Linked DNA regions of Mus musculus: region 2 is linked to region 1. A link is a loop called in an ENCODE intact Hi-C map of the cell type or tissue named here. Cell type or tissue: heart. All regions are shown on one strand. Each heading gives the region's core, and the rest is flanking DNA. Links, peaks and the distances in the headings are about the cores only.

The links. A loop is a pair of places that touch in the nucleus more often than their neighbours do. Peaks named below come from ENCODE experiments on the same cell type or tissue, not always from the same donor. Only the 100,000 strongest peaks of a DNase experiment are listed, where the experiment ranks them.
Region 2: it touches region 1 in a loop (6-fold over the local background); 5 of 42 quality-filtered maps call a loop at or near these places.

Annotation. Positions count from the first base shown.
Region 1 is chr5:90,176,045-90,180,448 of GRCm38, reverse strand. No RefSeq gene overlaps it. Among named protein-coding and RNA genes, the nearest start is that of Gm35936, 15 kb to the left of the region's middle. In heart, for the core only: no CTCF peak of the experiment used is centred there; a DNase peak (open chromatin) is centred at 2,088.
Region 2 is chr5:89,725,665-89,730,068 of GRCm38, reverse strand. The region is part of intron 4 of Adamts3 (a disintegrin-like and metallopeptidase (reprolysin type) with thrombospondin type 1 motif, 3); the gene reads left to right. Among named protein-coding and RNA genes, the nearest start is that of Gm25758, 100 kb to the left of the region's middle. In heart, for the core only: no CTCF peak of the experiment used is centred there; no DNase peak of the experiment used is centred there.

The sequences.
Region 1 (4,404 bases), core at 270-4,269:
CATGCACCACCATGCCCGGCTCCTATTTCAACTTTCATGTCACATATGTACACACACAAATGTAAATTTGCATCTACATTCCTCATATGAGAGAGAACCCGAAGTCTTTGTCTTTCTGGGTCTGGCTTGTTTCACTTAACATGATGTGATCTCCAGTTCTGCCTATTTTCCTGAAAATATTATGGTTTCACTCTTCTTTTAATATTTAGGTTACAATACAAGGTATTGGGTGTTGTGCATGTGTGTTACTGTGCTTTGTCCTCAGTCAGTCCCCTTCCCTCTACTGTTTGCTGTCTGTCCTGTCTGTCCACTTGCTCTTTCTTCCCTCAGTCCCTACTTTAGCTTTCCTACTACTTCTATTCCATTGCTCTATTTACCTCCCTAGAGAATATTTTCTGCATTCTGTGATCCTCTTTAAGTTTCATGATCTATAAACACTCATGGAAACACACACACACACACACACACACACACACACACACACACACACACACTTTTAAATTAAGTTTCTACATATGAGGCAAGATGTGGCATTTGTCTTCCCCAGTCTGGCTCCTTCCCTTTAGCAAGGTGATTTTCAATTGCCTTCACTGTTTTGCGAAAGTGCCATGAATTTATTGATAAAAAAATCCATAAAATTCCATGTGTACACATTCCACATTTTCTTTATCCATCCATCTGTTGATGGGCATGAAGGTTGGCTTGATATCTTGCCTATTGTAAGCAATGCAGCAGTAGACATGGCTACAACTCTCTTTGTGGTGTGCTCACGGATACTTGCTGTGTTGTGGGTGGTATTTAAAGAAGGATACGTTTTACAGATACTTGAGAAGGCAGGACATACTTGTTTGCATAGAAGTTTCTCTCTCTCTCTCTCTCTCTCTCTCTCTCTCTCTCTCTCTCTCTCTCTCTCTCTCTCTCTGGAACTTGCTCTGTGACTGGCTGGCCTCAGAGTGTTTATCTTTCCTGGTACGTCGAGGCAGGGGAGAAGGGAGCACGGCATGTGGTGGGTATCTTTCCTGGTGGAGGCAGGGGAGAAGGGGCACGGCATGTGGTGGGTATCTGGATAAAGCCAGGATAGAAGCCCTGTGTCTGACCAGTTCCTCTCCTACTCTGAGCCTTTTCTGTAGCTCACTGAAGCGCATCATGAACAGGACTCTAGGAAGCATGGCCCTGTACTAGGTGACTAGGTGTGTGGGAATGATTTATGAATCACTAGGAGAAGGTCTCTGCTCTTGACTTTTGTTCTAGCAGAGGAAGCTTGTATAAGAAGTAAAAAGAAGCAAACAATGTCACTAAGGGGATAATGGGGTAGTCCTGTGTACAACTTGGGAAAGAAAATTCAGGGTAGCAGGGAATGCCCCTACAAACTATGCAAAGAAAGGGCATATCTGAGGAAATGAAGGAGGCAAGCCATGGCTATAGTGTAAGTAGGGCTGGGCATTCTTAAGTTTTTGGCCTTTACTCTGAAAAAAGGGACAAATTGCTTCTTCTCACCTCCCCCCCCCCCCCACAGGCACCTTTGGCTTAATTCTTTTTTTTTTTTTTTTTAAAGATTTATTTATTTATTTATTATACATAAGTACACTGTAGCTGTCTTCAGACACACCAGAAGAGGGCATCAGATCTCATTACGGATGGTTGTGAGCCACTATGTGGTTGCTGGGATTTGAACTCAGGACCTTCAGAAGAGCAGTCAGTGCTCTTAACCACGGAGCCATCTCGCCAGCCCCCAATTTTTAAGCTATTTTGTGACTACATATTTTATACATCTTACAGTCATTTCTAAGCCTAAGTATAAATTTCTATCTGGTATTTGTTATCTATAAGATCAAGAATCAGAGACCAATATAGCTGAAGGGCCCAGCTTCAAGGGCTCAGCTTAACATACCAACTCCAGTTTGCTTTCAGACTCCATTTTATAATTAACTTGCTCTCTGAATGAACTTAGATACTGGAAGAATCCCCAACTTTTTCCAGGAGCCATGTTGCCCTGGTAACAATCACAATTTTGCAGGGAAATAGCCACTCTACTCCTAGCAACAACCAATCAGTTCTTAAAGGGAGAGTATTTAGTGTCTTAAAATAGATTGACTAAGCTGGCAACCATTGTTCATACCAAGCTGAAGTCATTACTAGACAATAGAAGTGCACCAACCAAATGTCAACCAATCCTGTAACTGCCATGTTAGAAAGTCCCTCACTCTGCTACTATGATAAAAAGGCAAGGCTTGTACCAGCTCAGGACCTTCCACACTGTCCATTGTGCTGGAGAGGCTGGAGGGTCTGCACTTGAGCTTGAAGAAAGACTTTACTTTTGCATGCGAGTTGGATTCCTGGTCGTTGCTGGTGATCTGTGAGGAGCTCTAGATCTGAGAATAACAAAGCTTAGTTATCCTTGTGGATTATTTACTTATGGATTCCAAGTTGCTGTAAGACTCTGAGTTCTGACTGACTGTCTTTGCTTATGACCCTGCTGATCTCAACACCAACCTGGAGGCACATTTACAGAACGTGAATGGTTGTCACCAACCTTAGGGTGATATGACGTTTGCATATTAGGATGTTGCTCTTGGTTGTCACCTTGACAGGACCTGAAATCAACTAACAGGCAAGCTGCTGGAAACGTCAGGGAAGGATTTTCTTGATTGGATTATATGAACCAGAAAGATCAGCTCAAAACATAGGTGATAATTTCTGGTAGCAACTTAGCTTCTAATGTAGACTGAAGACTAGCGGCTTTCAAAGAATCTCCCAGGCCTTTGGTAAAAGATTGTGACTGCTGAGATATCCAGCCACAGGGACTGGAAACGACCAGATTCTCAGCCTCTCCAGTGTGAGACTGATGTTTGACTACTCAGACTGTGTTGTGTAAGCCAGTCCAGTAAATCTCCTTTAGTATGTATTCATACTATTGAGTCTGTTCCCCTAGAGAACCCCAGCAGATGGGGTATTATATCTTGTAACTTGCTTTATTTAACTTCATCTGAACATAACCCTGTTCCACTAGGTGAAGACATTTTTCTTCAGCACAGTGGTTCTCCTAAGCGTAAAAATATGAGCAAGGTTATATTTCATATGTTAAGTACACATTCTTCTGTAAACTAGTTATAGGACTCTTCATATACATTACACAAGGACCTTGAATCTTCCGTGTGTGCCAGCTTCCACATGTTGGTGGGATGGTTAATTTTGATTGCTACCTTGATTATATCAAGAATCACACAGGGCATTACTAATTGCCTTTGAGGGTGTGTCCAAAAGGCTTTAACAGGGGAGGAAAAAACAAAACAAAACAAAACAAAACAACAACCCGCCCTGAATGTGGGCAGTACCATCCTATGAACTGTGATCCTGGATTGAATCAAAATGAGAGGAAGGAGAAAGCCAACCAAGTATTGGCTTGACCCCGTCTCTGCCTCCAGTCTACCAGGTTCCCACAGCCATGGCTGTGAGCTGCTCCTTCCGCTGTTCCTTACCCACTGTGAGAGACTGTATTCCTCTAAACTGTGAAGCACAATAGACCCCTCCTCTCTTAAGTTTTGATCACTGTGATGAAAAAACTAGGTAATACAGTAGATTCTGGGTCTGAAGAGGTTGTTGTCCAGTTTTTCCCTTTACCTCAGAGTAGAGCAGGGAGTGAAATTTGTAGAGAGCTAGGCACATCTGAGAAGGAAGTGTTTAATACCCGTCTGTTTTCACGGAGAGAGTTGAATGGTTAGAGGATTGAACTAGTTGGTAATTTCTTCTGGTAACAGAAATAGTTCTTTACACAGCTGGTAGTACAGCAGTTTGGTTACACCAGTGTCACCACAAACACAGGCGAGGTATGCTTCCTCAACATTGACAAGGAACATTATGGTAGGGTTCTGTAAGTTCAGAGGCAGGAAGATCATGAGTTCAATGCCAGCCTGGATTATATAGAGTATCACTAAAAAAAAAAGTATTATGATATATCAACATTTCACTTGTTGATAATAATTGTTTACCTCAATTATAATCTAATGGGACGACTATTAGTCATGGTTTGTGGTTGCCAGTCATTATGGAAGATTTTTTTTTTAATCTAGAACTTTATTTTGTGGGTGTCAAGGGGTTAGGGATGAAAAAATGGAGAACTTTTTATGGGCTTCTAGGCATAGAAGACAGCTCAGACTGTAGCCTATGAGGAGGTTGGCCCTGAGCCACTGGGGACAGTTGTAGTTATAGGAGCAGCTCTGATCCAGGGATCTTGCTTTTGTCCGGGGTGACCTGATCTCCAGTACAGTTTAAGTTTGTGAAGTGTCTAAAGAAAGAACGAAGTCAATACTTCTTGCTTAAAAACCCCGGGTCCACCAGCAGCTATGAAGGGAGGAGGGGGTTATTAGAGTTTATCATCTCAGTGCCTTTGTACACAGCAGCTTT
Region 2 (4,404 bases), core at 330-4,329, 450 kb after region 1:
GCAAAAGTAAAACAGGGAAATGAGGGAGTTGTTTAGCAGTTCATTAAACTGAACAGACCTAGAGGGGTGGAGTGAGGAAGGGTGACTCAGTCTGTGTGACGGGATGCACTGGTGTGAGAAAGTGTCCTCACACCTCGAGTTGCTGGATCAGCAGATAACAATATGCTGTTTTCATTTCATGTTGAATCTCAGAAAAATAATGAATCTATTTTCAGCATGAACTCTGTTCCTTGTGATATTAGGGCAAATGTAAAGCTATCATTTACCTTACACTTAACTTTATAGGGAATGCTGAGGAACCCAAGGGGGGAGGTTAGGGATGGCTAAGATGATGATGCATTGTTTATGTGCATGGCATTTAGAATGCATAGAAATGGCAGCCACTTGGGTGAATACAACACAGTGATAAAAACCTACAGGCACTCACCAGTGAAGGACTGACTTTCTGAGGATACCGAGGAGACAAAGGAATGCAAAACTGAATCTAGGTAAACATGCCACAGTCCACGAAATTAAACATACAGTGTACAAATGCAAACTGTGAATAAGAGAACTGGTAGAAGGTAAAGGAAGTACAGGTTCTGAAAAGAAAATCTGACCCAGTGGATTTCCTGTTCGGTCCATTGCCCTGTCCTCTTTCTTGCATATGGTGCCTCCCATATCTAAGCATATGCTGCAGGGAAGCCTGGCCCAGGCACGAGGCTGGATTTTTTTTTTTTTTCCTCCTTTGCCAGAGATAGACTGAAGTACCTATTCTTATCAAGCAGAGATGGTTTTAACTGTGTGTAGGCTGAATTCTGGCCATTGAAACAGTTAACTATGCCTAAAACTTCTGGTCAACCTTCTTACCTTCTCCAAGACACATAGGGAAGAGCAGTCTGCTGGACTTGACTCTGACTTTAGAATTGATGACACTCTTCTAAAAGGGAATTAACCTGGCAAGGAAGATTATACATAAATAGTACAGGATATAGAAACATGGAAAGATCTGGGTCCTTGATAATCTACTGACAAAATTACCTAGGAACCCCCCTTTTCTGAACCTCTCTGCCATATAACTAATAGAATTCCACACTGCTTACAATGTTTCAAGAAAAGAGGGACTTTAAAATTAATGATAACTGAAAAAAAAATCTAACTGACACGCAATGACTTTTCATTAAACTCAATTTATGGTTTGGATATTGAAGTGACTTTTAAATTTTTGTTTGCTAAATGAGTATAAAAACCAAACCATGCAAGCATTATTGTATTTGCCACTTCAATGAGAGAATCTCTATGTAAAGATGCTGTCCATTATACCTTGAAGGTGGGTAGTAACAGTGAAACAAATGCAAACACGGACTGTTCACAGTTAAAACTTTGGGGATGGGGGACTTGGACAGTCATATTCATTAAAGGGAAGCAGAGTATATTTTTTAAAGCAGAAATTCTTTTATGCAACTGTAGAATTGACATCATATGTTGGCCTACATACAGGTTTTGAACTATCGTTATACAGTTTCCCTGCTGGTAATGGCATTTCACAGTAGTATGTGATATCTTGGTACAATAGCACCCTCATACATTTGGAGACTGGCACTATACCTTATTAGGAATGACACTTTCCCTATGAAAAACAAGATGTTTGTGGAAAGATCACTATCTGGTAATACTAACGGCTTCATGTGACAAAGTTGACTTTCCTCCGACTCTGATGTTAGCAGGGGACATCTGTTGGATTTTACATCTATTTTTGGCTCTGATCTTGGGCTCTCCACTTACTCTTGGAAAAGCAGCTCGTGATATTCTAGTGACTTCATTTTTAACATAGTATTCCATTCATGAGGAATGCCAAATTTCTATATAGACTCACTCTGTGTTTCTTATTACTACTGCAAAACAATATGTTTCATTCCTATTTCTTTATGTCACCATAAGGAAAGGTAATGTGATTTATTTAGGCTATTTATTTATTTAGATTTTTTTTTTTTTACCATTCACATTATCTGAATGAAATGTAACTTGCATTCCCACAGAGCAAATGGTGTAGGAGAAATGTAGGCAACAATTATATGGGAAGTGTTACATGTGTTAGGATTAGACTCTGAGGCATATTTTTTTTAAAGCAATCAGGAAGATAGCCTAAACCTGATAACAGGATTGTTACTCTTTTATTAGTTTGATCTGGAGTTGTTCCAGTGTTCTTGTGTAACCCTAGACTCATAAAATGACCATATTCCTTCTCTGTAACCACACCACCAACCTTGGTACCTGCCATCATTCTGAGGTTCCCCCGCCAGCTCCTGATACCATGCTTTGGTAACATAAAGGACTGCAGGAGTGCAGCTGCAGAATCTAATCACGTTCCTCTGCCAAGCCTTTGGGAAATCCTTCCGTAGAAGCTTGTGTGGGCCTCTGTGCTAGTCGGCAATGTGCAAGCAGTGCTTCTATTCAAGTTTCGTTAGCATAGCTTAAGTAATATGTACCCCATAATCACAATGCCGATGGGGATGTTTAGTGGAGCTTATTTTTGTCTCAGATAAAATGGGCATTCTGCTTTTTGGAGCCAGCAACTAGATAATGTGCACAGGATCCTGTCACCATCTCGGACACAAGGTGGCTCTTGTCTTGACCCTGCAGCTGTTTGTATCTGAACTCAGTCAAAACATACACCTTCCCAACATTAGCTGTCTCCTTTCAGACAATAGGGACTTCTGAGGAGAGAAACAAGTTGACTAATAAGCACACTTTGATTTCTGGTGACTATGAGTAGGCATAAAATATGTCAACCATTTAAGACTAAGTGTTCAGAGTGAGTAGTAACATACAATATACCATATTTAGTAAGTTCAAAATTGTACTTCAGTACAGAAAAAAAAATCTTCATTTAACATTAAAAATTGCTGTACGTTATGCCTGAATTGTTCAATTGTATGTTGCCTAAAAATTCACTCCAGAAAATACAGAGAAAAGTAGTTATGTTTTTTTGTAAAATAATACATTACTGACAGCAAACTAGTGTGTGAACAAAAGTTTGGAATCAAAATGTGTTTAATATATTAATATATCCAATAATGTGTGTCAAGATAAGTTCCAAAATTTTACTGTTCCCCAAAAGGAAAAATGAATTTTTCCAAAAGAAAAAAAAAAGAACTTATCATTTGATATTCTGAGAACACATCATTGATGTAAAGTTCCTTGTTGTGGAACACTTTTGGCCATTAGCCTCATCAATTCTACTGTTCAGGGTAGCTCCAACTGCCCTCACACTAACATTTACTATGTGAATACTACTTCCTATACCTCAGCCCTAACAAAAATAAGTGTGTGTGTGTGTGTGTGTGTGTGTGTGTGTGTGGTGTCCTATTTATATTAGCCACATCCAGTCTGACAATCTACTCCAACACATGATCAAGATGAACACCAAGTTCTAAATATGAAATAAGCACTGTGGCATAAATTATTTAATATGAAAGAACTACATCCATTATTCTCTGTCTACCATACTAAAAATCGGCCATTTGTTCTATCAACGGTTATGCATCATATATGTGCTCAGACTTATGCAGGCAGTCACAACTACTGTGAGATTATGATTGCACTGGCTGTGTCATGTCCAGAAGTCGCATTTCACAGCCTTTCATCCCATTTCCCAGATCTTAAATTCTTTCCACCCATTCTTCCATAATGTTTCCTGAGCCTTAGAGAGGATGGTATAAGTGTCTTCTTTAGTGCTAAGCACTCAACCATCTTTTATGTTCAGTATCCTGACCAATCATATGTCTCTGAATTCACTATTCATTGCAAAGAGAAGCTTATGTGAGTAATGCTGAGAGTAGTGCTTATCTATGAGTATAAACATAATAATTAGAAGGTAGCTTGGTGTCATATCCATTTAGGTGAACAGTAGTATTACGTTACCTCCCCCAGGGCCCAAGGCCTCCTCATCAATTGGTTTTTGACAGGGTTTACATTGCAAGGTATAAATTCTCTTTTGTGGAGCACAGTCCTTATATTCAAGCACAGAGTAAATGGTTTCGGCCATAACAGCTGTACCACTATTGTACTAATGTGTACAAGTCGCCTGGAAGATCATTATTATACTTCATATGGTTCCTTACTAGGTAAGCTCATTGATGCCTTTTCTCCACCAGAAGCCTACATAGCACCTTCTGTCACAGTGAAATCTAGCTGGCAGTGGGGAGGCTTCCAAATCAGTTCCCACTTAATTTTCTTTTTTTTATTAGATTTTTTTTATTTACATTTCAAATGTTATCCCCTTTCCTGGTTTCCCCTCTGAAAATCCCTTCCCCCTTTCCCCCTGCTCCCTAACCCTCTCATTCCTGCTTCCTGGTCCTGGCATTCCCCTATACTGGGATCCTTCACAGGACCTAGGACCTCTCCTCCCATTGATGACCAACT